3 separate regions of the Mus musculus genome follow, and regions 2 and 3 are each linked to region 1. A link is a loop called in an ENCODE intact Hi-C map of the cell type or tissue named here. Cell type or tissue: left cerebral cortex. All regions are shown on one strand. Each heading gives the region's core, and the rest is flanking DNA. Links, peaks and the distances in the headings are about the cores only.

Region 1 (10,372 bases), core at 1,614-9,613:
CATTACCCACTTATCGCGACGGGCGCCCTCGATGAACTCGGTCAGAGACAGCTGGCCTGGGCGAGGGTGGGAGAGACAGAGGCAGAGGACAGGAGGGTGGAAGAGACGGCCATGAGGCAGAGGACGGGTCTATGGGGGAGGGCCTCCTCTCCTGCAAACCAGACTGCAGCCTGGGGTTCTATGTAGCTTGCCAGTTCTCTAAAGGAGCATTCAGGCCATTAGGCTTGGTGACAATGCCTTTATCCACAGAAGCACATCTCTGGTCACTTTTTCTCTTTTTTAAAAAACATATTTGGGTCTGAAGAGATGGCTCAAGGGTTAAAAGTACTGGCTGCCCTTGCAGAGGACCCAGGTTCAAATCCTAGCACCCACATAGTGGATCCCAACTGTAACTCCAGTTTTAGGGGATCTGAGACTCTTTTCTGGCCTCTGTGGGCATGGCACACACTTGCTACTCAGACATATGTGCAGGCCAAAAAAAACCAAAAAACAAAAAAACAAAAAAACAAAACAAAAAACAAAAAAAAAAACCAACCAACCAAACAAACAAACAAATAAAAAACAAAAACAAAAAACCCCGCCCATTAACATAAAACAAAATGAGAGGATTAGTTTCATTTGCTCGCCCAGCCTTCACCAGCCAATCTTGGAAGTGCTCTTACAAATGTGTGCGCCTGCGTTTTGGCTCCCTTGCTATTCATGCCATCCTTCTCCAGCCGGTTCACAGACATGTGTATCAGTAGCAGGGATGTGGTGGTTGGGGTGGGGGACTTTTGGGAGGCATATCGCACAGACAGGGCAGTTTCCCGGCAGACTGCATCTCTCTTACCGTCTCCATTCTCGTCCACCAGGAGGAAGATCCTGTCCACCACCTCCTCGGGCGTGAGCAGCTGGCCCTGGTGTTCCAGATCCAGCTCCGCTCGGCAGGCTTTCTTCAGCTTGTAAATCGCCTGCCAGAGAGAAAGAGCTGGGTTCCTCTGACAGACTCTCAGGGACCCATGTCCCTTAGTGCCGCCACCCAGCACTGGCCTCTGGGCCGAGCATCTTAGTGACACAGCACCTGGCTGTGCTGGTCCATTTGACTAGCTAGAGTCAACCAGAGCGGGAGAACCTCAATTGAGAAAATGCTTCCGGTAGGCAAGTTATTCGGCATTTTCTTGGCTAATGATGGATGTGGGAGGGCCCAGTCCACTTGGTGGAATCAAAGGACTTTAGGATGAGAGACCCTTCACTAATGAATGAATCAGTTACAAAGTGGAGAGATGACTCAATGGTTAGGAACACTGGTTGCTTCCCCAGAGGCCCCGGGCTGGATTGTTAGGCCCCATATGGTGGCTAACAGCTCCATCACTCCAGTCCTGGGAGACCTGACCCCTCCTCTGGCTCCTGAGGGCACGACACACTCATGGTGCCACATCGCCCCTTCAGGAAAACTATCGATACACATAAAACAGTAGAACATAGATTGCTTAAAAAAATAAACCCACAGATCCACACTACACATGCCCCTCTATCCCATGAAAAGAACCAGTTTTGAGTTTTTCTGTCTTTTGTGTCAGCTTGGTTGGACTGAGTGCTGCTTAGATGTCCAGTCCGTGCCGGTGAGGTGGGTTTTAGAGCTCAAAACTAGCTCAAAACGGTTCGGGTGGAACGAACGGCTTAGGCTTAACCCACTGACGGACATAAAACCTGAGCAGGCCGTGGAAGGTAGATCGTAGAAGCTTAGAAGATAGGGTCTCTAGATGGTGGGTGTCTGTGATGGGTGTGGCTTGGCCTGGCTGCTTCCTGGCTGCCTCATCCCATCTGCCCATGGTGATGGGCAAGAGAAGGCAAGAGTGAAACGCAACTGGGCCAAACCCGCCTGCCTGCTCAAACTTCTTCCTTCAAACACTGCCGCCACAGCAGTGAGAATTTTGACCCACAATTGTTCTCTCCAGCACTTGTTTGCTTCCCACGTGTGTCAGAGTCTCACTCTGGAGGTAAAGGCTGGCCTGCAGCTCCTTGTAGAGGACACCCTGGGTTTGACCGGTGATCTTCAAGGCCACTCACAGCCAGCTTTCCTTTCTACCTTCTTGGTTTCTTGTTTTTTATTTCCTTGGGTTTAATCTACTCTTTTAATCATTCCCATAGGTGGCTGCTTAGGCGATTGGTTTTCTTAGTTTCATCTCTCAAATTAATGCTTATTATTATTGTTGTTGTTGTTTTCTGTTTTATTTTGTTTTTGTTTTTCAAGACAGGGTTTTTCTGTGTAGCCCTGGCTGTCCTGGAACTCACTCTGTAGACCAGGCTGGCCTCGAACTCAGAAATCCGCCTGCCTCTGCCTCCCGAGTGCTGGGATTAAAGGCGTGAGCCACCACGCCCAGCTGGTTTTGGTTTTTTGAGACTGGTTTCTCCGTGTAACATCTCTGGCTGTCCTGGAACTTGCTTTGTAGATCAGGGTGACCTTGAACTCACAGAGATCCCTCTGCCTCTGCCTTCCAAGTGCTGGGATTAAAGGCTTGCCCCACCACTGCTCTGCTAGCTGGGCCTTCTTGACACCCATAGATAACACACCATGAGTGATTCCCAAGCCAGTGCCAGGTGGCTCCCTGTTGAGCAGGCCACCTTCAAGCATAACCCCAGGAATGAGAGGTAGATGGGATGGGGTGGCAGCCCACAGACAGACACTGACCTCCACAATGTCCAGGAGTTCCAGGCGGTCGATGCAGCCATTTCGGTCCTTGTCATAGATCTTGAAGGTCCACTTGAGCTTGTGTTCCAGGCTGCCCCTCAGCACGAGGTTCAGGGCTGCCACATACTCCAGGAAGTCAATGGTGTTGTCCTGCATTGAGTGTGTTTGCTGTGAGCCCCCCACCCCTATTCCCAGCCTTACCTCCCCAGAGTGCGGGTTGAACCTTATTGACACTGTGTCCCCCAGACTCAAGTGTTCCCTTTCCCTGCAATACCTGGGGACCTTTGTGTCTTTGGACACACTGTTCCCACCCCTGGAGCCCTGCTCACTCTCTACCTCACCCTTCCAAGTAGCTGAGATGGCAAGCCACCAGGACTGGAGATCTGTTCATCATTCGTCCAGAGTTTCTTATAATATCTTATCTGGCCTAATTATATATTCTTAGAGTATCCTCTCTCAACGTAATTAAGTTTCCACAATGACCCCAGCTTTGCGAGGCACATTCTGACATCACTCCTTCTTGGAGCAGCACCTGCCTGGTGCCCACAGAGGTCAGAAGAGGGCACTGGATCACCTGAAACTGGAATGGATGGGAGCCACCTTGTTGTTGCTGGTATTCAAACCTGGGTCCACTGAATCTTGAGCCATCTCTCCAGCCCCCATCTTCTTAAAACAAAAACAAAAACAAAAAACAAAAACAACCTCCCCGCCCCCATTCCTAGGCTACTGTCAGGAAGGGTATTGCAAGGAAGAGTGGAGGTGGAGATAGATGGAGGCAGGGGCAATCTCAAGTTTTAGGTCAGACTTAAGACCCTGTCTCAAAACAAACATGGGCTGGGGAGATGACTCAGCGGTAAGAGCACTGGCTCTTGCAGAGAACCTAGGCTCAATTCCCAGCACCCACAGGGCACCTCACAACTGTCTGTAGCTCCTGTTGCAGGGATCTGACATCTTCAGACTTACATACAGGCAAGTAAAACACCCATGTACATTAAAGAAAAGAAAAAAAAGATGCAGGCGTGAACATCTGACTCGGGCGAATCGGCTTCCTTTCTTGGATTGGATGAAGCAGGGTCTGTCTGCGCTGGGCTCACACTAGCTACGCTGTCCAGAGGCTGTACAGCATTGTGGGTCACACCCAGATGACCCCAGTTTTCTCGTCATTTAATTTAATTTAGACAAAAATCGATGACACCACTCCCTCGTGAGGCTCCTACAGCTTTGAGGAGAAGAGGAGGGGGTGGATCTGGGAGGTTTGGAGTTGGCTCTGTGCCCTGTGTCTCATGACTGGGGTCCCACTGACATGGCTGATCCCTCCATCAAGTGGCATTCACACTGAGTCGGTGTGGCACAAGCTCTTCTCCACCAAGGGTCACCGTCCTCACGGTCTCTTCAAATTACCCATGTATCCCCTCAATTCAGAGAGCAATTTATATACTGCCTCAGGGGCATCAGGTGTGGTGTTCCCTGTATTTAATCCCAGTACTCAGGAGGCTGAGGCAGGTGGAACTCTGAGTTCAAAGTCAGCCTGGTCTACATGGTGAGTTCCAGGTTAGCCAGGACTAGATAGGAAAACCCTGTCTCAAATAATACTAATTCTAATTCTAATACTAATACTAATAATCGGGCTGCTGAAATGGCTCAGTGGTTAAGAGCACTGACTGCTCTTCCGGAGGTCATGAGTTCAAATCCCAGCAACCACATGGTGGATCACAACCATCCGTAATGAGAAACAAATAAAGAACTTATGGGGCTGGCGTGAATGGGCCCAGAGCAAGAGGGAGAAAGGGAAGGGGAAAAATTCAACATAACACAATACCATAAAAAGGACTGCAGGACACTGGCCCAGACAAACTCTTAAATGAGGCCCTTTTTCCCATATAATTCTTTTTTTTTTTAATTTTTTTATTTTATGTGTGCAACTGTTTTGCCGGCACACATGTGTACCACAAGAGTGCCTGGTACCTGTGGAGGTCAGAAGTGGGCTCTGAATGCCCTGGAACTGGATTACAGATGGTCATGAGCTATCATGTGAGTGCTGGCAGCAAGTGCTCTTAACCACTCAGCCATGCCGTCAGCCCCTGAATTAAAATACTTCTCTGAAGCAAAGCTCAAGTCTAAGAGATTTGAATACAGATTTTACGCCCTAGGATTAAGAGAGAAGCAAGCTACTTGGGAAGACAGTGAGAGACGCTGAGAACAGGGACCTGGGCTTCTCAAAGGCATTGCCATGAGTTAGGAATGGGGAGGTGGCTCCGTCCACTAGACGCTGGCCATGCCAGTGTGAAGACCTGAGTTCCTTCCCTAGCTCCTACATCAAAGGCTGGGTGTGGGGGTGCGGGGTGCAGGGCTGGAGGCTTAGCAGTTAGGGCAGGTGCTTAATTCTCTTCTCAGCACCTCTGCGGGCAGTTCATAACCACCTGTAAACCCCAGTTTCATGGGAACCACACTGCCCTCTTGTGGTCCCCTCAGGCACTGCATGCACATGCACACACCTATATATGATTTAAAATCATTGCAAACACTGTCTGTAGTGGCACCTACTTACTGTTTGTCTCTGTGCTGAGAGAATAGACACAGGAGGGGGTTGGAGCTCTAGGTAATGAGATGGTGTCACAGAAACAGGCTGGCTGCGCCCTAGGGACTGACACCTGAGGTCAATCTCTGGTCTCCGTATGCATACAAGTGTACCCCTCCATTCGTGAAGGATGCATGCTCTCTCTCTCTCTCTCTCTCTCTCTCTCTCTCTCTCTCTCTCTCTCACACACACACACACACACAATTATTATCTGTGCATTAAGTAATTCAGTGCCTTTTGGCTGCCGGTGCCACTGGAAGGCATTTGATTTGTGCAATTCCCCATGACTTAAAGCATGGAGGAGAAGGCTCAGTAGTTAATTAAGAGTACTTACTGGTCTATCTGAGGACTGGTGTTTGGAACCCACCCACCCTACATTGGGTAGCTTGAAAATATGTGTAACTAGCTCTGATGTATCTGATGCCCCCTTCTGGCCTCCATGGGTACCTATACAACTTCACAGACACACACACACACACACACACACACACACACACACACACACACACACACACACACTGTCAGCTATCCCTTCCATATATATTTTTTAAAAACTTGAAAGTGCTTTTGCAACTATCCACTCTCCTCCCAGGCAAGTGAAGCCCCTGCCAGCATCCCCCAGAGGGAAGAACGGAGCAGCCGCCATCTGAAGGATCCTGGCAAGGTGCTCTTGATCTGAGATAAGAGAGCTTTGGGATCTCTCTCTCCCTTGTACTGAGAGCAGCAGAGGTTCTATCGGGTTTGTAAAAGCATGTCCTTTTGCTGCAAAGCCTTGGCCTAAAAAGCCCAGAGAAAACCCAGACTGTGTGCCAGTGACCTTCGGCCCTCAGGAAGATGTGAGGAGCCAGTAAGAAGAAGGGAGGGACGAATGATGGAGGGCGGCGGGGAGGGTGGGGGCAGGAGGGATGGAGAGGAGGGCAGCTGAGCGGAACTGTAGTCTCACTGAACGGGTGGGTCACAGGTCCTCCCCTGCTGGGTTCCTTACCCCATTCTTGTCGAAGGCTCGGAACATGCTCTCTACATACTGGCTGGCCTCCTCATTGCCCGTGACCTTGAAGAAGCGCTTGAACTCGTGCATGAAGAGCGTCCCACTGGGACACTCCACGACAAACTTCTTGTACCACTCCTGCAACTCCGCCACATCCATCTCCCCGGCCGCCTCCGCCTCTTCCCAGCTCAGCTGCTGCCCCATCCCGGCTTTTAGAAAGAGACTCAGCCAGGCCCGCTACCTCCTCCAAGTCCTCCGCTGACCTTAGGCTCCTCTCTCCTTGGTCTGAGCAGCCCTTTCACTGTCTCGGGGAAACTGAACTTGATTGGTTGTGAAGGGACCTCCAGAAGGGAGGGGCAGACCCCGGGCAGCTTAGCGGTGTAAAGACCATTAGGAGATTCCTGGGGAGGTCTGACCTCCAGAAAGCTAAGCTTCCTCTGCCTCGCCCCTCCACAGGTCCAGTGAGAGGCAGGCTATGAGGGTAAGAGCCTGGGGGATGGGGTGGGGTGGGGGCAGGGCTCTTGGTCCACCAGTGTCTGCAGCTCCCTTACAGACCATGCCTGAATCTTGAAGGACAGATGCGTCTCTCCAGCCCTTCTCTCCGTGATTGCTCCCATCCACTCCTGAGCACTAACCCGCGGGCAGGACCCAGGAGAGTGGTCCACAGTGTCTGCAAGGGCTCTGATACTAAAGGCCACATGACCTTGCTTTAAGCAGCGGTTACACATTCACTAGGTTGACCAAGCACATAGTTATTACATGCTGAATCAAGTACATATTCATTGCTCATGACTATAATCCCAGCACTGGAGAAGCAGAAGGGTCTCGAGTTCAAAACCACTCTGGGTTGCCCTGTTGACACAGGGGGACACTCCCACTCCCACCGCATCAATAACAAAAACAACCAAAGTAGATATTTATGCTATCTTTTAGATTTCATTTTTTGAGACAGGTTCTCACGTTGCAGTTCTGGCTAGCCTTGAATTCACTATGTAGACCAGAAAGGCCTTGAACTCACAGAGATCTACCTGTCGTCTCTAACTCTCAAATGCTGGGTGCTGGGATTAAAGGTGTTTCCTACCATGCTTGGCTAGATCTTATTTTTATTTTATGTAAAGAAGTGTGTGTGTGTGTGTGTGTGTGTGTGTGTGTGTGTAGCATCACATGTGTGCAGTGCTCATAGAGGCCAGAAGAGGTTGTCAGGTCCCCCAGACTGGAGTTAATTCATTGTGAGTCACCATGTGGGTGCTGGAAACTGAATCTGGGTACTCTGCAAGAACAAGTGTTTTTTTAATTATTGAGCCATCTCTCCAACATTTGTGCTTATTTTATTTTTTTTAAAAATGTGTTTTTATTATTTTAAAAATGTATGTGTGTGTGTATGGTGAGGGTTGTGCTCATGAGAGTGCAGTGCCCACTGAGGCCAGAAGAGGGCGGTAGATCTCTTGGAGCTGGAGTCACAGGCAGTTGTGAACCACCTAACATGTGTGCTCATATCGGAACTCAGGTCCTCTACAAGAGCAGAACAAGCTCCTAACCACTGAGCAATACCTCCAGCCCATTAGAACCTATGTTGGTTTTTAAGCCGTGTGAAGTAGTGCACACTTGTGAGCCTGTCCTTGGGATGGATGCTCATTGTGGAATTGGCCTGACCTCATGGCTCAGTGATCTTTGTCACCTGACACCCTGATTCCTTTGAATCTCACCATTAGTCTCCAGGTAAGGCCTCTACCTCCACTGTCATCCTTTCCAGGACTAGACACGTTTTCTCCCATGTCCCACATTTCTCTGGGCCTGAGGTTTGGGCTGGTGCTTTCCTTGTGCCCCACTGTTGTCTGCAATGGCCCCTGTCCCTCCTCAAACCACCTGCCCCAAGGCTGGAGAAGATGGCTCAGTAGTTAAGAGTCCTTTCTACTCTTCTGAAGAGACTGAGTTGGGTTCCCATTAACCACACTGAACAGTTTACAACTAACTGCCTGTGATTCCAGTTTCAGGGGGCTCCAATGCCTCTTCTGGCTTCTGCAGGCACCTGATATACATACCATCAAACACACACACCTAAGTAAAAATGAGGAAGAATGTAAATGTCTGTCCCTTTGAAGCCATGCCTTGCTGTTTTACTTTTTTCCCTCTCTGTCCTTCAACAGGGATGTCCCTGACTCAGGCAGCATTCCCATGACTGCCAAGTGAATGACTGGCCCTGCCCATGCCAACTCATGGGCCCTTGGCTTCCTCGGTTGTTTTTTGTTTGCTTAGCTAATTCTTTTGGGTCTGTGTGAGTACAGGCACACATGTACACAGCGTGTGCACGTAGAGGTCAGAGGGCATTTGCAGGAGTTGTCTGCTCCCTTTACCTCGTTGACTTAGGGTCTCTCTTATTTCTGCTGTTCTGTTTCCTATCCCTGCAAATTTCTAGAAGACTCTCCTGTCTTCCCATCTCCTAGTGCCGGGAAAGCAGATACATACCACTGCAGCCAGCCTGAGCTCAGAACACCAGGTTTGTGCCAACCAGCCCTTTTGCCTACTGAGCCACCTTTCTGCCCTCTACCCACTTAGCTCTAAAGAGCGTGGCCACCTCCCCCATTCACCCATGGTCCCAACAGCAGCCATCTCTGGGAATTTGTTACTCATGGAACTTCTCAGGCGTCCACTCCCAGTAAGCTGGCTCAGGAAGCTCCGGTGGAGCCTAGCACTGTTCCAGAAAGGCCCGCAGGGCTCCCAAACACCCTGCAGTGTGAAAGCATGGGGCTCCCCCATGCTCCTTCGACTGTCTGTCTCGTGCCTCCTCTTCTTCACTCACTTACACTAATTCCATCAATCCAGTGATCCCCCAACCCATTGTGCTTGCAACCTGTCGCTCCGTGTGCTTCTCCTTTGTCATCTGGCTCATTTCCTTCTTCTGATGCAGGCTCAGCACTCCGGGTGCTTCTCCCCTGGGGCTCAGTCCTCTCTGTCTCTCTTTCTCTATGTAATCCTCACTTGGCCAGGTTGGCCTTCACTGAAGCTGTCTCCTCCCTGTGGGCTATACAACCCTCCACCCCCGAAGCAAGTGGGGTTGACTGGAGAGAGTAGAAGTCCTAAATTCAATTCCCAACAACCATTTGAAGGCTCACAACTATCTGCACAATTACAGTGTGTACTCAGATACATAAATAAAAAAAATTTTTTAAGTAATTGTAAGAAGAAGAGAATTGTATGTAGGTCGATAATCCCAGCCACTTAGGAGGCACGCACAGAAAAGTATATGTTGGAGGCCTAAGTGAAACTTTTGGAGAGAGAGAGAGAGAGAGAGAGAGAGAGAGAGAGAGAGAGAGAGAGAGAGAGAGAGAGGCTTAACTTGGTAGTGAGCTCTTCCTAGCCTGTGTGAGGGTCCTGGGTTCAATCTTCAGTATCCAGGAGGAAGGGAGAATTCTATGAATGAAACACAACTTGTAGTCTCTGACCGAGAAACCTCAAATCGGTTGGGTTTTCAAGTGGGCCAGCTGCCCATAACCTGCCCTATAAATACCGCTGACCTACTGAGGCATAAATATATCGCTTTAAAGAGGATTAAGAACCCATAGTGGGGAAGCATTGCTTGAGGTGTGTAACAATAGTAAGGGCTTATGGAGCTAAGCATGGAGCAGGGCACCCCCGAGAGCCCTAGGGACTGCAGGCAGCCAGCCAGCGCGTGCACGCAGATGCTGAGCGCACTGCCCCAGCCAGGCCTAGATGAAGCCTTGTTATCAGTTTGCACGCTGCTGTCCTGCCTTGCTGAGGCCTAAATGCGGTGATGTCCCCTCACTCTGGGCTGTGCCAGCAGTGGGCCCACCAGAGCCATGTATGTTCTGTGCTCCCTTTGTTGTCATTGTTCATCCTTAGGACGCTTCTCCCAGTCAAGCTGTTCGTAGTGAGGAAAAGGAATTGAAAGAAGGGAACAGGGAAGAAGGTTTGAATATACTGAAATGAGTTCTTCAAAGCTCCATAAAAATAGAATTAGGTTTTATATATGAGCATGCATATGTCCACACCACTGCACGTGTGTGGAGGGCAGAGGACAACTTTCAGGAGTTCTTTCCTTCCACCAGGGGGTTCTGGGAATTGAATTCAGGCTACAGGGCTTGGTGGTAAGCACCTTTACCTGCTGAGCCATCTT
Region 2 (10,372 bases), core at 1,613-9,612, 96 kb before region 1:
AAATGACTCAGACATAGGGCCTCTCAAATGGTAGGCAATGAAGCACTGTACCCAGCTTTTCCTGTGACTTGCTTTAAACACGTTTTCTGCATGCTGAGTGGTGGTAGCACATACCTGCAATCCCAGTATTTGGGATACTGAGTTCAAGACCAGCCTGGATTATATAGTAAGTAAGCCCCAGCCTCAAACCCAGAACAAGTTGTTAGTGTTCATTTGTTTGTTTTTAAGAATTTTAAATTTTTATGTGTATGATTATTTTATCTGCATGCATGTATGTGTGTGTGTGGTTCTCTCAGAGGTCAGAAGAGAAGGTTAGATATGGTGGAGTCTGAGGTTGTGAGCTGCCTTGTGAGTGCTAAGCCATCTCTCCAGCCCCAAGTTGTTAGGTTGTTTTGTTTCATTTCTTTAAATGGCCAGGGTAGAACTTGTTCTGTAACTCAGGCTGCTGGAAGTCCTCCTGCCTCGGACTTCCTAGGCAGCTGTGATCCCAGTCCTCAGGCCCAGCTCCAAGTCTAACATTGTCAGTCCTAGCTCATCTGTGTCCCTCCACCCACTGACTCACTGTGTATTCCTTACTGGATGATCTGCCTCTGCATCCCAAATGCTGGGATCAAAGGGAAGGCTCCTCGGAGGGAGGCCGAAAGAGGGCACTGGATCCCTTGGAGCTGGAGTTAGAACAAGTCTGCCACCTGTGGATGCTGAGAATCCAGCTGCTCCACCAACCCCTTCCTTTGCAGGAGTGTGTGGGGGTGTGGGGGTGAACTCGGGGCCCTGGGGATGCCAAATAAGCCTCCTTCCACTGAGGACCCATCTCAGAGGCCACAGTTCTGTTTTACACATCGCAGATTACGAACACTCACATAGCATTAAAAGCAAATGTTATGGCTCTGCAGCTGAGGACGGGGTGGGGGTGGGGGGTGTCTTAGGCCTTCTGCCCCAAGCTCTGCTGTCTCCCTTAGATGCTTAGATGCCTTCCGGTGGTCGGAGGTTCTGTCCCTCTAATCACTCCATCATACGTTCATGTACTGACTGGCCCACGAGTGGAAGAGATTGGACATGGCCCCAGGGTAGGGTGGTTTAAGTCAGAAGTACATGCTTAGCTCCAGCGGGCCATTCTGGGGTATAGACCTTGTCTCAAACATCCCATCCCTCCACATACACTGTGCACACACATACTCCACATAAAAGCATCCTACGTGGCATCCTTCCACCCCACCCCTGGAAACGAAACATCTGCTTTCCATGAAAGGTGTAGCTTAGCACAGTGACGATCATGTTGCAGGGCCCCCGCTGCATGTTAGTTCCTCCATCCCCTGGGGTTCTGGTCATTGTCGCAGGATGGGAGGTAGAAGCCACCATCTCCTGGGTGCATGTTCCAGGGAACAGGCAGCGAAGAGGCCTAGGCAAATGGAACTTTGAGTTTCCTTATAAGAGCAAGACCTAGAAGCTGTTTTGCACACCCCGCACCCCAGCCACCAAGCACGGGGTGGCTTTCTTGCAAAGGAAGTGACGGTGTGTGGCTTTAGCTAAATGGCTCTGGGCCTAGGTAAAAAATGAGGGGCTTTTCACTGCAGAAAGAACAGACTAAGGCTTGCGGGCAGTTTAAAACCTGTCACTAAGGCGGGCTCAGGGGAATCTTGTTGAGCAGTGCCAAGCGCCTAGTGACATGGCCACTTTTGCAGCCAGTCCTAGACACCGGTGCACTGCCAGGTGCTCTTCAGGCCCTGGGTCAGGCCAGCCTCTCCTGGTGTGCGACCAGTAGGTTATCGCTTCCTCTTTGACCTTGTTCCTTTGCCTTCTGTTGTAGATGTCCTCGGCCAACATCTTGGTCTTTCTTTGATGTTTTTTCCCCATGTGCCTACCCAACCAGAAGGGTCTTGGAAGTGCCATCTCTCATGCCAGGGACATGGTTCCTCTGGTCCTCCACCTCCAGACGTTTCTGCCCAGCTGGTCTCAGCATCCAACTATTTGTACCCAGTTGTCTGGTTTTTGTCCTCTGCGTAGACCATGCTAGGTCTTGTTCATTTGTGTTTAGACAGCACACTCTTCCTCCCTGCCAGTCTGATGCTGCCCCACCCAAATGCGCAGGCTCCCTGCTCTTCCCCAGCCACATCCCCTGCCAGGGTAGACCATTCTCAGCCCTGCAGTAAGACTGGAGATCCTCCCAGAGACTGGCCACCCCTAGTCCAAATGTCTCCAGTGCAAACCTGGCCAATGAGGTCCCCTGACAGGTCTTTGTCTTGCAGGTCACTCATCCTCCTGTGCGCTATTTAGCAGATAGAGGTCCAGAGCCTCTTGTGTATGCTGAACGCTTGGCACGGTGCCAACTCTAATGATACTCTGCTGAACAAGACATACATAGTTCCTACCTCCAGGGAATTCACTCTAGTGGGAAACTACACAAAATGAAACTAAAAGTGTTGTAGGCTGTAGAGGGTGCCAGAAGGGGCTTCTACCCTGCAGGGAGAAAGTCTTCACTTGGCTCCTGGTTGTCCTGTGCCTCTCCTTCCAGCCCTTCAGCCTGTCCCCCATTCCACCCTTCCCTTCTGCAGTCACTCAAACAGCAGTTGAGCTTTTTCTAAGGGAGACCATTTGGATACAGACACTGACAAATACCAGGGTAGACCTAGGTCCCTGCTTCCCCAGCTCTTACAGTGTGTGTGTGTGTGTGTGTGTGTGTGTGTGTGTGTGTGTCAGCCCACAGTGTGTCTGTGTGTGTGTGTGTCTGTGTGTGTGTGTGTGTGTGTGTGTGTGTGTGTGTGTGTGTATGTGTGTGTGTGTGTATGTAGGGGATGGAGGGGCAGTGGACAGCCCACAACACACGTGGTATGTCAGTCCCGTGGTGCCATCAGAGACCTGGAGGAAAAGAATTGAAGGATGGGACAAGGAAACTAAGAGCCATAAGGGGTAGGTAGTGTGCAAAGCTTGGGCTACTAACCTGGGGAGCAGGCAGTGGCCAAAGCCTTCACAGAAGCCAAGCAGGCACTGGGGCTTGGGAGGAGAGGCTGGGGGAGGGGCCAGCCAGAGAACCGAATGGCCTGTCCTCCACCCACCCTGCTTCTTTCAGGATCTCTGACAGGGGATTTGAGACCTGTTGATATAGGCCATATGAGCAGCCACTTTGTGGGGGCAGAGTTTGGTGCCGTTCTGGCAGGGCAGATAAAGGCAGCACTTGTCACAAAATAGGGCAGGAGGAATTATTGTGGGAGCTGCCCTTTAAAAAAAAAAAATGGCCTAAGAAGAACGTTGTAGTTGAGTAGAGCACAAAGTGCAGCCATCTTTGTGGAAAGAGAACAGCAAACAAGCATACTCTCTGTCAGAGGCAGGAGCGTGTGTGCCCCCAGACTGTAGGCAGACTTGCACGGGAGGGTCAAGTGGGCTCAGTTCAGCAAGGGCTTGGGGTGCTGTTCAGAGGGAGATGTGGAGGCAGAGGACCATAGGCAGGGCTGGGAACAAGGTCAGTCAACTCCTCACAGAGGGTGGCATTTCCCAGTTAGGATTTATGGTGGGGTGAAGGGGTGGAGCAGCTAGAGCTAGCCATTCAGGAACTGGGGGGGACGGACTGGCCCTAGCCCCAGAGAGCCAAAGTGTACCCTACCTAAGAAGAGGCAGGAAACAGAAACCTACTGATAGCCTGGAGGACACCCTCCTGTGGAGGCCTGTGTTACCAGGGAGATGGGTAAACAAGAGGGAACCTGTTCTGCCTCCTCTGACCAAGAGAAAGAAGGGGGCTGGTCTGAGGCCTCTGCTGAGATCTCAGTGGGTGGGGTTGGCCCAGTGAGCCTTTGAAAGAGGAGGGTAAGCAGAGGGAGGATGGGAGGGGAGGCAGAGGGAGGAGGGGAGGGGAAGGTAGGCAGAGGGAGGAGAGGAGGGTAAGCAGAGGGAGGAGGGGAGGGGAGGCAGAGGGAGGAGGGGAGGGGAGGCAGAGGGAGGAGGGGAGGGTAAGCAGAGAGAGGAAGGGAGGGCAATAGAGTGCAGCTTGGAGCTGGCCTGAGAGGCATGAGATCCAGGCCTCCTTGGGCCTGGGGCTCTTGTCCCATCTCTGTGGAGCCAGTGTAGAGTCAGTTGTAAGGAGGCCTTGCCCTTGTAAAACCTGATTATACCAGGCTGGGGGTGGGTTGGGGCATTTCTGTCACTTCCACATCAGTAAATCAGGACGATCCCAGGAAAGGGCAGCTGGAGTGGATGAGGCTTCCCATGTGGTGCTAGGAAGAACCACACCCCTTTATCCTGAGGGTCCCAGGCTCTCCAAATGCCCCAGGGCCCAGTGCCCTGCTGGGCACACTCTCTACCACTGCGTGACATGTGACATCCCCAGCCCAGAGGCATGCCCAGGGCAGAGCAGGGAGGCTCTTCCCAGTGTCTTTGTAGGAACAAGAAGAGCCTGAGCCTTGTCGTTTATTGCCACCTCTGAGTTTTCCTGGTGACAGGTTTATCATTCTTCTGTTTCGCTCAGGGTCACCCAGAAGCGAGTGCTTAAGTCTCTGACCATCAGCGTGCACAGCCCCAGCTGCCAGTCTGGGGAGAGGAACCAAGCCTACAGGTACAGATTTGTCATGGATGCTTCCAGCCCTGGAAACAAGCGCAAGGAATTTCCCCTCCTGGTGTTTATGGTTTAGGTCCTCTCCATTTGCTTACATCATTGTTCCGTCTTTGTTAGAAGCTATTTTATTGACTCGTGAACAGATGATGTATGAATTCAGCACAGAACTTGGAAGACAGAAGAAGATATAACACGTACCTCCCTCTCCCACCCCAGGCTCTCTGGCCTTTCCCCGAAGCTCCTGATGAGTCAGTATGGTTTTATGTACCAAACACACATGTAAATATACCCTTTTATAGCGGGATAGATACCGTATAAACAGTATTTTCTCCTAGTGGTTAGTGTGTCCTCTGTGCGAATAATAAAGAATTTCTTTTTTTTTTTAAGATTTATTTATTATTATATCTAAGTACACTGTAGCTGTCTTCAGACACACCAGAAGAGGGCGTCCGATCTCTTTAAAGATGGTTGTGAGCCACCATGTGGATTTGAACTTAGGACCTTCAGAAGAATAGTCAGTGCTCTTAACCTCTGAGCCATCTCTCCAGCCCAATAAAGAATTTCTGATTCAAGGCTCTATAGTCCTGTGACAGAGGTTCTTTCTGTGCTCATCCTTGTGACTTGTTGGGTGACAGACGGGGCCTTTACACCTTCTGCTTTGGGGGGGGGGTGTTGTTTGTTTGTTTTTCAAGGCAGAGTTTCTTGATGTAGCCCTGGATGTCATAGAACTTTCTCTGTAGACCAGGTTGGCCTCAAACTCAGAGATCTGCCTGTCTCTGCCTCTCAATTACTAGGACTTAAGGTGAGATGTGCATCATCACCAGGCCCTGTCTTTTTTTTTTTTTTTTTTTTTTTTAAGATTTAGTTTTAGCCAGGCATCATTTGGGAGGCAGAGGCAGACAGATCTCTGTGAGTTCAAGGCTAGCCTGGTCTACATAGGGAATTCCAGAATAGCAAGGGCTGCTTAGAGACATTCTGGAGAGAGAGAGAGAAGAGACAGAGACAGAGAGAGACAGAGAGAGAGAGAGGGACAGAGACAGAGAGACAGAGACACAGAGAGACAGACAGAGAGAGAGAGAGAATGAATTAGGTGGAGGTGTATATGCATGAGAGACTGGTACCCACTGAAGCCAGCAGAGGGCGCCAGATCCCCTGGAGTTGGAGCTACAGGCAGTTCGTAAACTGTCTGATGTGGATGCTGGGAATGAAACTTGTATCTTCTGGGAGAGCAAGCTCTGCATGTTCCTTTTCCATTTTGAGGACCCATCTGTTTCATTTTATGTATGAGTGCTTTGCTTGTATGCACATATGTGCACCACCTGTGTGTAGGACCCACAGAGGTCAGGAGGGGGTATCAGATCCCCGAGAACTGGACTTCCAGATGCTTGTGAACCACCGTGAGGGTGCTGGGAGCTGATCCTGGCCCCTCTGTAAGAGCAACGAGTGCTCTCCTTAAGCACAGAGCCATTTTGTCAACAGCACCCCTCCTCCCAGCTCTTTTGTGTGTCCAATCAGTTAATATGTGTGTGTGTGTGTGTTGCTTTGCTGCACATGTCTGCTAAGCAGGTCACCCAGTCCTGAATCTGCCAGTTCACACTCCCACTGAGCGAGTGCCTGCCTCTTCACCATGCAGTGGCCTGAGACCAGGGAACGTTTGCTGGTCTGCTGGTAGGAACCAGTGTCTTCCCATGGCCTGATCCCAGGGCAGTCGAGTGCTCAGAGGAGGGGGCAGTCTCTTTCTGGGTCTGGGGCTGGTGACAATTGCGTTGGACATTCAAGATGACCAAGTCAAAGGAAGTGAGGGAGGAGAGAGGGAGGGAAGGACGAAGGACTAGGCAGGAGGGAGAGACACAGGATACCCTGAGTGGCTCGGACTAAGTATGGCAGTGGCGGCGAGGCTGCAAACAGACCCGAGAGCTTTCTGGCCTCACCATGGAGTTTGCATTTTGATCAGAAATGTAGTTTTTGTTTTGTTTGTGATTCTGCTGTCCTTAGAGCTGCTATGGATGATGGCTTTGAGCTGAGGACTCTCCTGTACTTCCTAAGTGCAGGGATTACAGAGGTAGGCCTGCACCTGGCCCAAGATGGCCTTGTTGTATTTTAGTTCTGTTGCTTTTTTTTTTTTTTTTTTTGTAAAAGGGTCTCTCTCCTTAGCCCTGGTTGTCCTGGAACTCACTGTGTAGACCAAGCTGGCTTTGAACTCACACAGATCCACCTGCCTCTGCCTCCCAAGTCCTGGGATTAAAGGCGTTCGCCACCACTGCCAGGCAGGTTATCAGTTCTGATAGCCAATGCCTTTACCCACTACACCGTCTCCTGGGCCCCAGGATGCAGGGCACTGGGGAAAGCTTGTAAACAGGCCAAATCTCACTCCTCGCTCTCAGCCCAGGAGTGAAGTACAGTCCTCCTGGGTTATAGTACGGTACTTCATTTCTTAGTACAGCAGGAAATGGGCTTTGAAGCTAAGCAGCTTGCATGAGGTCAGTCGCTAGGTGGGGTGGAGGCTGGCACCCTGAGAGCACACTCCCGTATTAATGCACCTTCCTCTATGGTGCAGGCTGAGCATGTCCACAGGCATTCCTGCCCATCACCCTAGCCAATTAAACATGTCCCATACCCTTGACCTAAGCGTCCCCAAAATGTGTCTTAGATTCCCCTGTCCTCCTCCTCCTTTTTAGGGTGGCTGGGTGGGTTGAGGCAAAGTCTTACTATGTCACCCGTGTTGCCCTGAACTCATTATATAACCCAGGCTGACCTCAAAGTGACACAAGCCTGCCTCGGCCTCCTGAGAGCAGACTATAACAAATGCCCTCCCCCCAACACACACTCAGTTTATTGCTTCTTACTGAACCGATCCCAAACTGAGCATGCTTAGAAAGTACTGCTTAGTTCACTATGTGGTCCAGGCTGGCCTCCAGCTCACAGAAATCCTCCTGTCTTAGTCTCCCAAAGGTTGGAATTTCAGGGGTTATACCAACATTCCTGGCTTATTACACACGCCTGTCCCTCCCCCTGAAACACGTGTGCACACCTCACTCTTTCTTGGAGGTCATTCCGGGTACATAAGCGGCATCCTTATTGGCTTATGTGGATGGATGCAGAGCATCCCGACATGCCTATCCTAATGGATTTCCTGGCATGCACAGAACTTGAGCTCTTGTCAGCAAACACTGCTACGGTGGCCTGCTGTCATTGTATTCACCTACCTGGAGCTGACATCATCACCGTGCAAACTCGTGTGTGTGTGTGTGTGTGTGTGTGTGTGTGTGTGTGTGGGTGTGCGCGCGCGCGCGAGCAGGCGCTTTCGAGCATCTGTGTGCATGCACGTGCCTGCCGAGGCCAGAAGCAGGCATCAGTGACCTTGGAGCAAAGTCGTAGGCACCGTGAGCTGCTTGATCTGAGGTGCTGGGGTCTGGACCGAGCAGCAAGGACTCTCCATGGACGAGTGTCTCTAGTCTCAGTGCTAGTTTTTAGGCTTCAAAACCTCAGGGCCTGGTTGTGGTGGTTGTTGTTTTAAAGTTTGAGTCTCCATGGGTGGAGCTCTGTCCCAGCAACCTGAGTGGCTTGAGACAGTGGTTGCTGCCAAATAGCCTTCCTCCAGGAGAAAAAAAAAAAAAAAAAAACCAAACCAAAACCCCAAAACCTGGTTTCCCACACTGCAGCCAAGCATTCCTGCCAATCTGATAAGCGAATGGCAGTTTTCAGAAGCGTTTTGTATTGTGCTTAATGAGATAATGAGGGAATGTTCCCACAGAGCAATGTTTGAGATAGCATCTCTAGTGGACAGCCTATTCAGAAGGGAGCCAGGATGTTCCCTGAGCGCAGGGTTCTCACCTTCCCTGGAATGCCAGGCAACTGCCTGTCATTCTGGTCAGGAATTACCCTGGTGCAAACAAGTGTGAAGACAGCCACTTCAGAAACTCAGCCTTCCCACAGGGTGAGATAGATCCCCTGCTCCCTAGGCTGTGCCACCTCCTCTCCAGAGCCAGGGTCTGTCCCTTCCCTGATGGCTAAAGAATCAAGCAGAGTGACGGGCGTGGTGGCGCACGCCTTTAATCCCAGCACTCGGGAGGCAGAGGCAGGCGGAGCTCTGAGTTCGAGGCCAGCCTGGTCTACACAGTGAGTTCCAGGACAGCCAGGGCTACACAGAGAAACCCTGTCTCAAAAAACCAAAAATAACAAAACAAAACAAACAAAAACAAAAAGAATCAAGCAAAGTGATGGTCCTTTCACTGCTGTCCCCAAGCACATTCACTTATTTTATTTGTATTTGTTTGTCTGTCATTTCTTTATTGAGACAGGATTTCTCTGTGTAACCCTGGCTGTCCTGGAACCTGAAGATTAGGCTGGCCTCGAACTCAGGGATCCACCTGCCTCTGCCTCCCGAGTGTTGCTGGGGTTAAAGGTTTGGGCCACCCATTTTAATTTTAAAAATAGTTTCTTTATTATTATTATTATTTTATGTTTGGGTATCGTGCCTGTCTATCTATATATCTGTGCTCTGTGTTGTGTAGGGCCCACAGAATCCAGGAGAGAATGTCAGACCCCGTGGACCCCTTTGTAACATGGGTGCTGGGTACTTTGCAAGAGCAGCTATCACTCTTACCCTCCGAGTGGTCTCGGCAGCCCCCGTGGGGCTGTTAGTTATCACCACTCTGCTGACATTATTCTGAGGTCGAGTTTGGACTTGGTAAGAAGGAAACAAGACTTTCACTCTTCCCAGCCTCACTCTCATGGGGTTCATTTAGGAGCAGCTTCTTTTTATCCAAGACAAGGGCTCATGTAGCCCAGGTTGGCCTTGAACGTACAGGATAGCCTTGGTCTGAAAACTCAGTGCCTGGGAGGCAGGGGCTGGAAGATGAGACGCCATCTCTGAACACGTACAGCCAAAGCTAGCCTAGGACTTCCTGTCCTCCTGCCTCCAGCTCCCAAGTGCTGGGTCACACACAGGTGGGTGGCACTGTACCCAGTGACCAGGGGACACTTGGTGGGCAAGTTTTCTAGTTGGGTTTATGTAAATGAACCAGGAAGGAAGAAGCAGAATATCGGGAAAAGTTAAGCCCCTTAGAGCATTCCTGGTTCGTTCTTTCTTCCTTCCTTCCTTCCTTCCTTCCTTCCTTCCTCTCTCTCTCTCTCTTTCTTTCTTTCTCTTTCCTTCCTTCTTTCCTTCCTTCCTTCCTTCCTTCCCAACCTTCCTTCCTTCCTTCCTTTCCTTTCCTTTCCTTTCCTTCCTTCCTTCCTTCCTTCCTTCCTTCCTTCCTTCCTTCCTTCTCTCTCTCTCTCTGTGCACATGTATATATGATGGCGTGTATGCAGGAGTGTATATATGGTGGTCTGTGTGCACATGTGTCACATGACTCCATGTTCCAATTTTCTGCTGGCAGTCCCGATAGGAAGGCCTCAGAAACATATATCTAATAAACAGGCTTGTTGTTATTCAATAATAATAATAATAAGTATTTTCATGCTTTTTATTAGATAATAAACACACTTTATTTGGTCAGGGTTGAGGCAGGGTTTCTCTGTATAACAACCCTGGCTATTCAGGAATTCACTCTGTAGACCAGGCTAGCCTCAAACTCACTGAGATCTGCTTGCCTCTGCCTCCCAGGTGCTGGGGACTAAAGGTGTGCACCACCACCACCTAGCTTTAAAGGCACTTTAGAACAAAAACAGTAAATCACAAAATATATGGAATTAAAAAACAGAGAGGGCTAGAGAGACGGCTCAGCAGTTAAGAGAACTTGCTGCTCTCGCAGAGGACATGTGTTAGCTTCCCAGCACCCAGGTTACAACCAAGGCTCACAAATCTAGTTCCAGAGGATTCAG
Region 3 (10,372 bases), core at 721-8,720, 210 kb before region 1:
TTTTTATATGTAAGTACACTGTAGCTGTCTTCAGACACTCCAGAAGAGGGAGTCAGATCTTGTTACAGATGGTTGTGAGCCACCATGTGGTTGCTGGGATTTGAACTCCTGACCTTCAGAAGAGCAGTCGGGTGCTCCTACCCACTGAGCCATCTCACCAGGTTTTTCATGACCAAGTCCTGTGGTACTCTTCAGTGGGAAGAGCTTTCACTCCCATGCTACAGCTCTGACTATAAAACACGCTGTCCCCGTGTCTGACTATAAAACCTCTCGAATGCACCATCCGCGATGATTCTTAAAGGGCCAGGGTCAGGCTCTCTGGTAACTTGGAAACTCCTACCCTGCTAGGATTTTTGCCTCTAACTTGAAGGAGCGCATGGCTCAGCGCTTCTACAACCTTGTCCTGCTTCCCCGAGTGCGAGATGACATTGCTGAATACAAACGACTCAACTTTCACCTCTACATGGCGCTCAAGAAGGCCCTGTTCAAGCCTGGAGCCTGGTTCAAAGGTAGAGCAGAAGCAGGGGAGAAAGGAGGGGGTGGGGCTCTTACTTGGCAGATCATTGGGGGTCCTTGATGCCTGGGGCTGCTGGGGGCTGCGCCTCATTTCCCTCACCCCGGTCTAAAAGCCACTGCATCTGACTCTGCCTAGGAATCCTGATCCCACTGTGTGAGTCCGGCACCTGTACCCTCCGTGAAGCCATCATCGTGGGCAGCATCATCACCAAGTGCTCCATCCCCGTGCTGCACTCCAGGTAGTGGTGGGGAGGTGGAGGAGGATGGTCAGAGAGGAGCCGTGTGATAGAGAGGCCGGAACTTGGTCGTGAGGGTGCGAATGGAGAATGAGCTATGATTACCTCGAGTCTAGCCGTTTATGTCAGTGGGTGTATGATTACTCCAACAGAATAGTAGGTCTTCAAGAGCAGGGGCCAGGGTCCTGGTAGCTAGTATAATTGAATGACTGCGTGTGTAAATGGGCATCTAGGAAGAAAGTGTGCTAAAATGTGCGGATCGTGAGACATTTGGACATGATCTGTAGTTAAACACAGGGATTGCTTGCTCTCCGAGCCAGAGGCAGAGGTGTGGGTGGGGCAGATGGATGGAGATGGTAGAAACTCTCAGGAGCATAGTAATCAACAGGTGAGCAGCCTGTGGTGGCCCCCTTGGGAACACTGAAGTAAGGCTCAGTGTAAGAAGAGGACTCCCATAGGTGTGGCCTAATTCCTGTGACTCCACCTTCCCTTCCAGTGCGGCCATGCTGAAGATCGCAGAAATGGAATACAGCGGTGCCAACAGCATCTTCCTGCGCCTGCTGCTGGATAAGAAGTACGCATTGCCCTACCGCGTGCTCGACGCTCTGGTCTTCCACTTTCTGGCCTTCCGGACGGAAAAGCGCCAGCTGCCTGTCCTCTGGCACCAGTGCCTGCTGACACTAGCGCAGCGCTATAAGGCTGACCTGGCCACAGAGCAGAAGGAGGCCCTCCTGGAGCTGCTTCGGCTGCAGCCCCACCCGCAGCTGTCCCCTGAGATCAGGCGTGAGCTTCAGAGCGCTGTCCCCAGAGACGTGGAGGATGGTGGTGTCACCATGGAATGAGAACAGTCACCTGTGTTGGCCCAGGGGGCGCAGGACCACCCCAGGACCCCAGCTGGTATAGTTAAAGACCTAGGTCAAGACACTGAAGGGCTACTATGGCTGCCGTGGCCTAATCCTGGGCAGGGAGGACTGCATCTGGTTGGCTTTCTCTGCCATTTTAGGCTTTGGTCCCTGCTCACTTCTGGAAGCTAACCGGAGTTACCTCAGTTCGGTTCAGCGACCCCACAACCCACCTGGCAGTTGGTATAAGGTCTGCTCTCTCCAGATACTGTGTAAGCTCGCTGGGGTGCGGAGAAAACAGGCATTTATTTATCGCAGCTCTTGTGTTTTGGTCCCTGGAGGTCCCTGCCTCTCTCCCCTGTCACCCACGGGAGAGGTGGGAGTCACTGCTGGCTCCTCCCTGTCCCCAGCTCAGAAGAGCGGGTTCTTACTTCCCACAGAAACCTCACCCCACCTTATTCTTCAAAGTTGTGTCTCTAGACTCTTGCTTCCTTTGTTCTTCACAGGAAATGTATGCACACGCGCCCCTGACTCCTACCATGACGTACAGTCAGGGCCGACTCTAGGGATGCCAGATTCTGCTGCCATGTTGGAAAGGTGTCTGTTGGAAAAGTGGCAGTGGTTCACTGTCAGGGAAGACTATATTGCAGGCCCTTGCTAGGGGACAGTGACACAACAGAATCAGGAAAAAATGGGATTTCTTCCTAGCTATCAAGCAACCAGAGCTTTAGGCTGGCTGAGACGCCAGGTCAGGTTCCTGTGTCTGCATAACTAATGAGCAAAGAATACTGTCTGGTTTGGTTTTGGTTTTGGTTTTGGTTTTTTAAGACAGGGTTTCCCTGTGTATCCCTGCCTGTCCTGGAACTCACTCTGTAGACCAGGCTGACCTTGAACTTGGCCACCCACCTGCCTGATGGTTCAACTTTTTGAGGGCTAGGCTTACAATCTTTGTATTATTTTAATGGCCTGAGAAAATCTGTATGAAATTTTAGTAGCAGCCAACCATGGATCTGTAAGTTTGAGGCCAGCCACTGCTGTGAAACACTACCTCACCAAAAACAACAACAAAAACCCTTAGACCATTGCATCACAGCTGACTGACTTGAAGTCACCTTGCTGTATCACGTTCACTTTTGAAAACGTGTGTCTATAACAATCCAGTTTGTATATCTGAGAAGGTTTGGTCTGTTGAGTTCATATTTGCTTACACAGTAGATCATCTTGTAAACATTAGGGAAAAGCAAAGAGAACAAACCTAGCCCAACCCAACCAAATTACTCCCTGAGCTCACTCAAGCTCTCCCTCCCTTCCTCCCTCCCTCTTCCTCTCCTCTCCTCTCCCATGCAGGGCTGCTCCTTTGCAGCACCACTGAGGAAGGGCCTGCCTCCCTGCTAGGGGAAGTGCTTCCAGCCACACCCTAACCCCATTCATCCGGTTTTGTTTTTTTAATACATTCTGAGCTTTGTGCCTCAGCATCAGATCCCTGAGACTGGAGTTTAAAATGGTTAACTGCTGGGAATTGAGTCCAGGCTCTCAGGAGTAGCCAGTGCTGTCGCTGAGCCAAAGTTCTGCACTATGTAGCACAGGCTAGCCCTCTTCCTCTGTCTGCCCTGAGTGTGCTAAGGAAGCACCATGCCTGATGTCGTATGAATCTTAGGGTTCTGTGTAAGGGTCCAGCCCTGTCTCCCGATGAGCCCTCTGGGTAATGCTGGCTGCTCCTTAGCGCTGTAATTCGTCCACAAGGAAAGCAGGCCATGCTGCCTAGGCGGCACCTTTCTAACCCTTCCCAGGAAAAGTGCTCTGCCTAAGACAGCTGCCTGGTGCCCCCCAGCTCCCACAACCCCAGGGATCACAAGAGCCACCTTTATTCCGAAATCTTTATTAAGGCAGCATGATAGAAATGGGCCACCAGCCCAAACCTTGTGGCCCGAGGAAAGACCTGTGACCCTAGGGCTTGCCCTCTCTCCAGATAGCTCTGTCACCTCCACGGCATCGATCCATCCCAACCTAACCCTGCTCTGATGAAGATGAGGTGGAGGGGTGAGGAGAGGAAGGCGTGACCCCCATCCCAGGCTGTAGCAGCTCCTGGGCCACAAAGCAGTAGCAGAGGGGAAGAAGGGAGGGAAAGAGCAACCGCCAGGGTTACCACCACTTGTGGGGTACAGGCCTCACTGTACCCTCTTACAGTTGTATTCAAAGCAATAAATTAAAATGACCACGGCACCCTTAAGACCCCACAATCACAGAAGCTAAGCAGCAAGCAAAGCAACAGTGTATGGGTTCTTGCTCTGGCCAAAGCCTAGGCTGTTCCCTCTAAGAGCAGCTGGAGTACGGATTACACAGAGGCCATCTAGGGCAGCTCCTCATAAGCTTCTATCGGGATGCCCGAAGGAGCCTGCAAGGGCCAACACCTTTGGAAGGTACTGGGGCGTTTTGGCAACTGAGAAGGTTGGAGCCCCGGACAGAAGAGGGACTCAAAAGAAATGCTGGTGTGTGGATTTTACCTGTTTGTATTTCTCTGACCATCATGGCCCAGGACAGCCAAGCTGGTTGAGTGGGAAGGAAGAGGAGCTGACTGGCCATGAAGACGCCCCTCATGACCATGCAACCCCTTAGTGCACACTGTGGGGATAGGCAGGACCTGGCCCCTTGGGCTTTGTGAGGGGGAAGGAGAGCCCCCCTCGGGCTTCAGATATAGCATGGATTGTTCTAGAGGCAGGGAGGGGGTGGCAGGGGCCCCTCCTCTGCTTGGTGGCCTGAGAGGGCCTGTCTCAAGCTACAGGTGAATGGCTGTGACATCTGTGGGAGTGCTGGTCTGACTGGGCCCCTGGCTGCTAGAGCCCCGGGGGGCTTTGGGCACTGGGCTGGGGGCTGTCTGAGCAGCTTCCCTGAGGCTCTCCCTGAGGGCAGCTTCGATCTGTTCCTGGCAGGCTCGCAGGCAGTCCTAGAAAAAAAAAAAAAAACAAGGTCATTCATCCTTGGGCCTCTCTCTCTCCCTCACAGCACTGACAGCAAGCAGGTGGAAAGGCCACCCCCTGTGCACTGGGAAGTCTGGGGAGGTTAGGCCACAGCCCAGCCCAGGAATCAGGTCTTTAGTTCTCAGAAACTGGCAAGAGGATGTGGCAAGGGTGTGAGAGCAACCCTCCATCTGACACCAAGTCCCCCACCCCTGTCCGAGACACAGCACTTGTCAAGAGATGTCAAGAGAAGGGTATCTACATGCCAAGTGTCCTTCACCCCACCCACTCCTCTCCAGACTGGAGCCAGAGATAAAAGGCCAGAGAAGCAGGCAAGGGCGTACAATCATAGTTGGGGGCCCGGGTGGATGGTGCCCTCTGCTGGAGATTCAGAGGAACAGCTTTTTTTTTTTTTTTTTTTAATTTTGTGAAGGGGGGCGAGGGGCTGAGACTTACCACTTCAGTGCCTGTGATCCCGGCCAGCAACTCTGTGAGCTCATCCGCAGACATAGAGCAGGCGCCTAGGCCTAGCACGGCTGCCCCAATGCTGCCTGTGGCGATCATGGATGGAGGATACATCGCAAAGGTGTAATCTGGGAAAAGAAAGGGAGCCATCTTACAACACACCAGGCTGCATCCTGGGAACCCCCAGTGGTGAATGGGGTGACACTGAGCCAAGGGGACAAGGTAGATCCTAGGGAGGAGGGGGTTTGGTTGGTGTGTGCTCACAGTGTTGGCAATCTGACTGAGGAATGCACCCTATCACTGACCCACCAGACCACAGCCCGACCTCCTCTGAGATATGAGCAAACAACAAACTTTCCATCTACCCAAGGTGTACCTGGCACCAGGAACAACAAAATATCCAAAACCCTGCTATGAAGACCTTAGGCAAGTAACTTTTATTCAGTATTCCCAGATCACTGTACACAGGTCTGAGTACTGAAACCATCTCCTGGCTGTTACTACGTATCCTTCCCAAAAAACCCCACAATTTCCCCCAGGTTGGCTCTTACCTGTAGCACAGAGGGCCAAAAAGGTCTGGGCATGCTTTTTGACCAAAGCCTGCCGGTCACTGGGCAGAGACAGGCGGTGCAGAATCAAGGCCAGGAAGTCGTGCGCAATCACGGCAGCCAGGTCCCACTTGAGCTTCCCCAGGACCAGCACCTCCCACTCCTGGGGGTTAGGGAAGGAACATGGAGTCAGCAGTCGGCCGAGGGGGCCGAGAATTTGACAGAAGGGTCACAGTTCTGCCTCTGGCTTCAGGGGCTGCTGCCGCGGGATGACGGGTTTGGGGCAGGGAAGAACTAGGGCCGTACACTTAAGCATCTATTGATGGTTACTAGGTGCTAGAACGACCTGAATTAATCCCTCTTAATCCTCCCATGAGTCTGAGGCGGGCGTGAGTTGAAACAGACCAACTCTAAATTCCACAGGCTTCGGAAATCTCTTCTTCCCCAACATCGCATCCAGGTCTCTTAAACAAAATGAGCATGAAGCCACTCCTAAGGTTCCTCAAAGAGGAGGTTGCCCAACCCAACCCACACCCCCCTTTGTGGGACATCACGGGTGGGTCCTGTCTCCAGACAAGGGCATCCAAGCCAAACAGGATGAATCCAGATGACCCCTGAGAAACCTGTCCAAGCCTACATAACCATTCAGAGGTCTTAGGAGGAGGCTAGGAGCCCCAACCTCAGTCTACTCATATGAAGTTCCTAGCCCTGGCCCGAGCTGCACTTCCGAGTTGCACACAGGAGGATTTCTTCATTGTTTTATCTCAGGAAGGAACTCATGGGTTTGACTCCTCACTGAGGTAGAAATGTCAGCCCCACCCAGTATCTTCCAGGACCCCCCCAGTGACAGCTGTCCCTCTTCTTTGTCCCATGACCTAGGTGTCAGCCCCAGGCTTCTTACAGAACCCCACAGAAACAGCCTGGACTAGAGCCAGAAGTAAGGCAAGGAAGCTTGAAGCTTGCACCCTGGGCTCTATCCTAATAACCAAATAGCATCCAGCCTCTAAAGGGGCACCCCAATGGCAACCAGGAGTGTGGGAGTCCTCACTAGGTGGGCACGCTCCCCTGTATCCAGATGACATGAAAAACCCCAGCCCTACCCCAAGATCAGAGGAGCTGGCAGCAGCAACCCATCCCTGCCTTCAAGGCGCTCTGGTCGGATTTTCCCCTCCTTTCTGGGGCCTCTGCTCTGCTGTGTGGATTTAGACTGCTGGAGTTCTTGGAGTCCCTCACAACTCTGACCGCAGGCCACTCTCAGCTCAGGGCCTCGAGCAGGAGAAGGAGGGCTTTGCCTATTCTGAAAAACTCCCCTCACACACAGCCATGTAGACCACCCTTAATCTCTTCACAAAGAGTAAGTCTCCTACCTCCCAGCCTCAATCCCTCAAAAACATCGTGCTCCCTGGCTCTGGAAACTAGATTCATCACAAAGAGCTGTGGGGCCTCCCGGATTCCCAACTCAGGCCTCCCATCCGTGAGAGCTGCTTGACAGGAAGAGGAATCCAGTTCCCCGACTCACAGCAGTCAGGGGCCCCAGTACCCTAGCTTCCCAGCCAGCCAATCACAGGAGTCTGCCTGCTGCCCTCCTCCCTAGGAGATGGGGCCCAGAGACTCCTCTCAGGGTCAGAGAAGGCTTGGCCAGCCACAGAACAAGGTGGAGGGAGGTGCCAGCTCACCCACCCTCTCCCCCAGACCCTGTGGGAGATGACGTTCAAGCTCCCTTCCAGATCCAAGCAGATCCACCTCCTCCCTAGACTCCTCCGGGGCAGGGCAGAACCCAACCGATTTTTTTTTTTTTTTTTTTTTTTTTTTGCCCCGCCTGGAGGAGCCCAGCCCAAGTTCCCAGCAAGAGGCCCCAAGGAGCCACTTCCCAAACCACAGGAGTGACAGCAGCTCCCCACAGGGTTATGAAAGCCCTTGGTCTGAGTGGGAGGGCCAGGGGACCGGCATCATTATCACATCGGAAGCAGCTGCAGCTCAGCTCCCTGTCTGTCTCGGCTCTGGCCTTTGGCTGAGCAGCAAAGGGAGAAACTCTTCCACGGGCCCAGAGCAGCTGCTCGAGTTTTTCAGAAGGAAGACAAGAAAGGGAGGGTTTAGAAAAGAGCGGTGTCTTCGGGGATAGGAGGGAAAGGGATGAAAACACCTCAGCGCTTCCTTCCAGCGAGCAGGGCCTGGCTTTAATCAGCTCCGGGAGGCTTTTCCATCACAAAGTCCACACGGGGATAAAGGCTCATGCAAGGCAGCCCCCTCCCCCACGTGAAGCACATTCCACTCCGGTGGGGGTGTGCAGACATGCCCTGCTGCTGCCAATAAATAACTCACGGTGGCTGTGTAAACCCAGAGGCAAAGTACTGGTGTATAGACCCGCAATTGGACTTGTTGCTATTGGGGGGGGGGGGGGCGAGTTAGGAGTGGAACCCCACTGCGGCCAGAGGAAAGGGATTCATTTAGTTTTAAGCTTGCAACCGAAGCACCACGACCACACTACAAGGCCTTTGTCCCAAAATACCAGCCAGGGGCGAAGGGAGGGTTGGTGGGTGAGGGAGTGAGCTTGGCTTTTCTTTTACTAGTACATAGGGCGATCGTATGTTTGGTGGAGGGGCGGGGGGGGGGGGGGAGGATTCCGCACGCACCCGCAACTGCCATGGAGCCACAGCCTGGTCCGTATAGATGCAAAGCTTCTCAATAGTCAGGGGCGTGGTTTCGCGCAGCTTGGAGGCCAGCAACAGGCAGACGGTACCTAGAAGCTGCAATTGCGCCTTTCGGGTGGGGACGCAGGACAGGTAGCGATCCAGGTAGTTCATAGCCAGAGGGAAGACATCCTCCTCGCAGCGCTGCTCCTCACACACCTGAGGGAGGGCGCACGAGTCATTGCTAGGGAAGGACCAAGTGAAACACGGCAGCGTGGAGAAGTGGGGGTGGGGGGTGGAGGGAGAGTGGAATGCGAAGCAAAAAATAAACCGAGAAGGGATAAACTTAGAGCGACAAGTATCAATAACCGAGGAGGATGTGCCCTCCCCAAGGTGACCCCCCCACTTCCTCTGCATGGTCTCTTCCCCACCCCGGAGTAGGGGGTGTAAAAGAGAAGCCCATGCTCACGAAGGATTCCAGACTCCCCTCCCCCACGGCGAGCGGAAGGGGGACGGAAGGGTCACCTAGAGAGAATTGGGACCTTACCCTCATTACCGCCACCCACTGCACACACACTCCCAGGGGGAAGGGAGGGAACTCCTGCCGCGGTCTCCCGCACTTTTCATTTCCCTGTGGACCGGAACCGAGCCTGCGCCACCCCCACCCACCAGTTTCCCCCGCCAGAACCCCGCGATAGACACAGGAACCAGTTCTGGGGCTAAGGCGGCCGAGGCCAGGGTTTTCCAAACGCGCCCTCCAGAGAGCACCGGGTGAAGAAGGAAGCAGGAGACACCGAGGAAAGCCACTGGGGAAAGAGTGGCCCTTAGCCCGCTTTCCCGACCCAAAGTGAAGTTTAGTTACAGTGCCAAGTGACTGGAAATCACAGAAGAAGCCGATCAGGATTGGGGAAAGGAAAGGGACAGAACGCAGGCAGCTGCTTAGGGCGCCTGTGTGAAAAGGCCAGGCCCCAGTAGTCTGGGCCGCCAAAGCATCTTGCAGATTGTGGTCGGGATCGCAAAGATCCGACAGGGAAAGTTCAATTTGTCCCAGAGCCGGGGGTGGGGGTGGGGTGAGGAGAGGGGACCCGTTCGGGCCTTACCTCCAGCATCCAGTATGCCAGCATCTTCCGCATGTGCGGCTTGATCTCCTTTTGCACGCACTGGAAGTAGGAGGCTCGCGGCACGTAGCGCTCCTCCAGGCGGAGTAAACTCTGCAGGACACGCTGGTCCCCAAGCAGCCGCGGGTCGGGCCCGGCCCGGGGCGCGTGCCGGGTGCCCTCGCAACACAGCAGCTCCATCCTGCGATGGCTCACGGGTGAGAGCAAGAGTGCGGGTTAGCGAGTCCTAGGAGAAGCGACGCGCGTGAGGGAGAGCGCGGGGTGCGGGCGGGTCTGGCGCTGGCGCTGGCACTGTGCGGAGAAGCCCCAGCCCGCCCGCCACCCGCGCGCACCGCTTCCCTGACAGGCGCCCCGCCCCTCGCGACGATGTAGCAACCGTGGAATGCTCCTACGTCACAACGTTCTAAGGGGCGGGGCCGCAGTCGGAAAGGGCTGGCGGGCGCTATACCCTCCCTCCCTCCCCGCAGCCCCATTGGTCCGCTGGGCTCCGGCCCGCACGCTTCCGGGCCCTCGGGTCCCTTCTGACCAAGAGGGTAGAGAGAACTTTCTGGAAGGGTGCCCTCTTCCCCATCAATGGGCCCCGTCGCGATTCTAGCCACCCAGGAAAGAACTAGGCGCCAAAAGTTATTCCTTCGTGTATACGTCATATTTCATTGCTCTAGGGAATGTGGTCATAACTTTGTACATAGTTGGGTCACTCCTACCCTAAAGTGGCTTCTAGGAATGGCCTCGAGTTGGGCTTTATTTTGCAGACCATGATACTGAGGCACAATAGTAGCTGCAAAGATCTCATTGTTGGTCCGTCGGGAAACTTGACTTAGAATCTCGTCTACTTTAACGAATTGCGCAGATCTGCAGCAGCATCTGGGAGCATGTAGTTTCTGTCCGATTCAATGGCTCAGAGGGTAAACTATCCTGGCATCAAGTCTGGCAACCTGAGTGTGATCCCTGGGACCCACATGATGGAAGAGAAGAGAGCAACTCCCATAAGCTGTCCTCTGACTTCTACACCAAGGCTGTATGTAGCATGTGCGCACACACCTTCATGCACATACACAAC

The links. A loop is a pair of places that touch in the nucleus more often than their neighbours do. Peaks named below come from ENCODE experiments on the same cell type or tissue, not always from the same donor. Only the 100,000 strongest peaks of a DNase experiment are listed, where the experiment ranks them.
Region 2: a loop joins it to region 1, with 2.5 times the contacts of the local background. A loop is called at or near these places in 17 of 42 quality-filtered maps.
Region 3: a loop joins it to region 1, with 2.3 times the contacts of the local background. A loop is called at or near these places in 2 of 42 quality-filtered maps.

What each region holds. Positions count from the first base shown.
Region 1 is chr17:47,381,559-47,391,930 of GRCm38, reverse strand. Guca1b (guanylate cyclase activator 1B) reads right to left here and starts at 6,538. Exons shown (of 4, transcript NM_146079.1): 1 at 6,235-6,538; 2 at 2,672-2,821; 3 at 830-950; 4 at 1-56. The coding sequence starts at 6,441. In left cerebral cortex, for the core only: CTCF peaks have their summits at 5,138 (motif pointing left) and 7,656 (motif pointing right); a DNase peak (open chromatin) is centred at 5,123.
Region 2 is chr17:47,477,919-47,488,290 of GRCm38, reverse strand. It overlaps Taf8 (TATA-box binding protein associated factor 8), which reads left to right. Exons shown (of 9, transcript NM_022015.4): 9 at 1-241. Among named protein-coding and RNA genes, the nearest start is that of Taf8, 19 kb to the left of the region's middle. In left cerebral cortex, for the core only: a CTCF peak has its summit at 5,684 (motif pointing right); a DNase peak (open chromatin) is centred at 5,696.
Region 3 is chr17:47,592,775-47,603,146 of GRCm38, reverse strand. Ccnd3 (cyclin D3) reads right to left here and starts at 9,680. Exons shown (of 5, transcript NM_007632.2): 1 at 9,295-9,680; 2 at 8,198-8,413; 3 at 5,568-5,727; 4 at 5,008-5,144; 5 at 3,458-4,538. The coding sequence starts at 9,492. The coding sequence ends at 4,371. Bysl (bystin-like) reads left to right here. Exons shown (of 7, transcript NM_016859.3): 5 at 349-509; 6 at 653-755; 7 at 1,249-3,816. The coding sequence ends at 1,594. In left cerebral cortex, for the core only: a CTCF peak has its summit at 4,923 (motif pointing left); DNase peaks (open chromatin) are centred at 4,904 and 7,645; H3K4me3 peaks cover 1,172 bases; H3K27ac peaks cover 259 bases.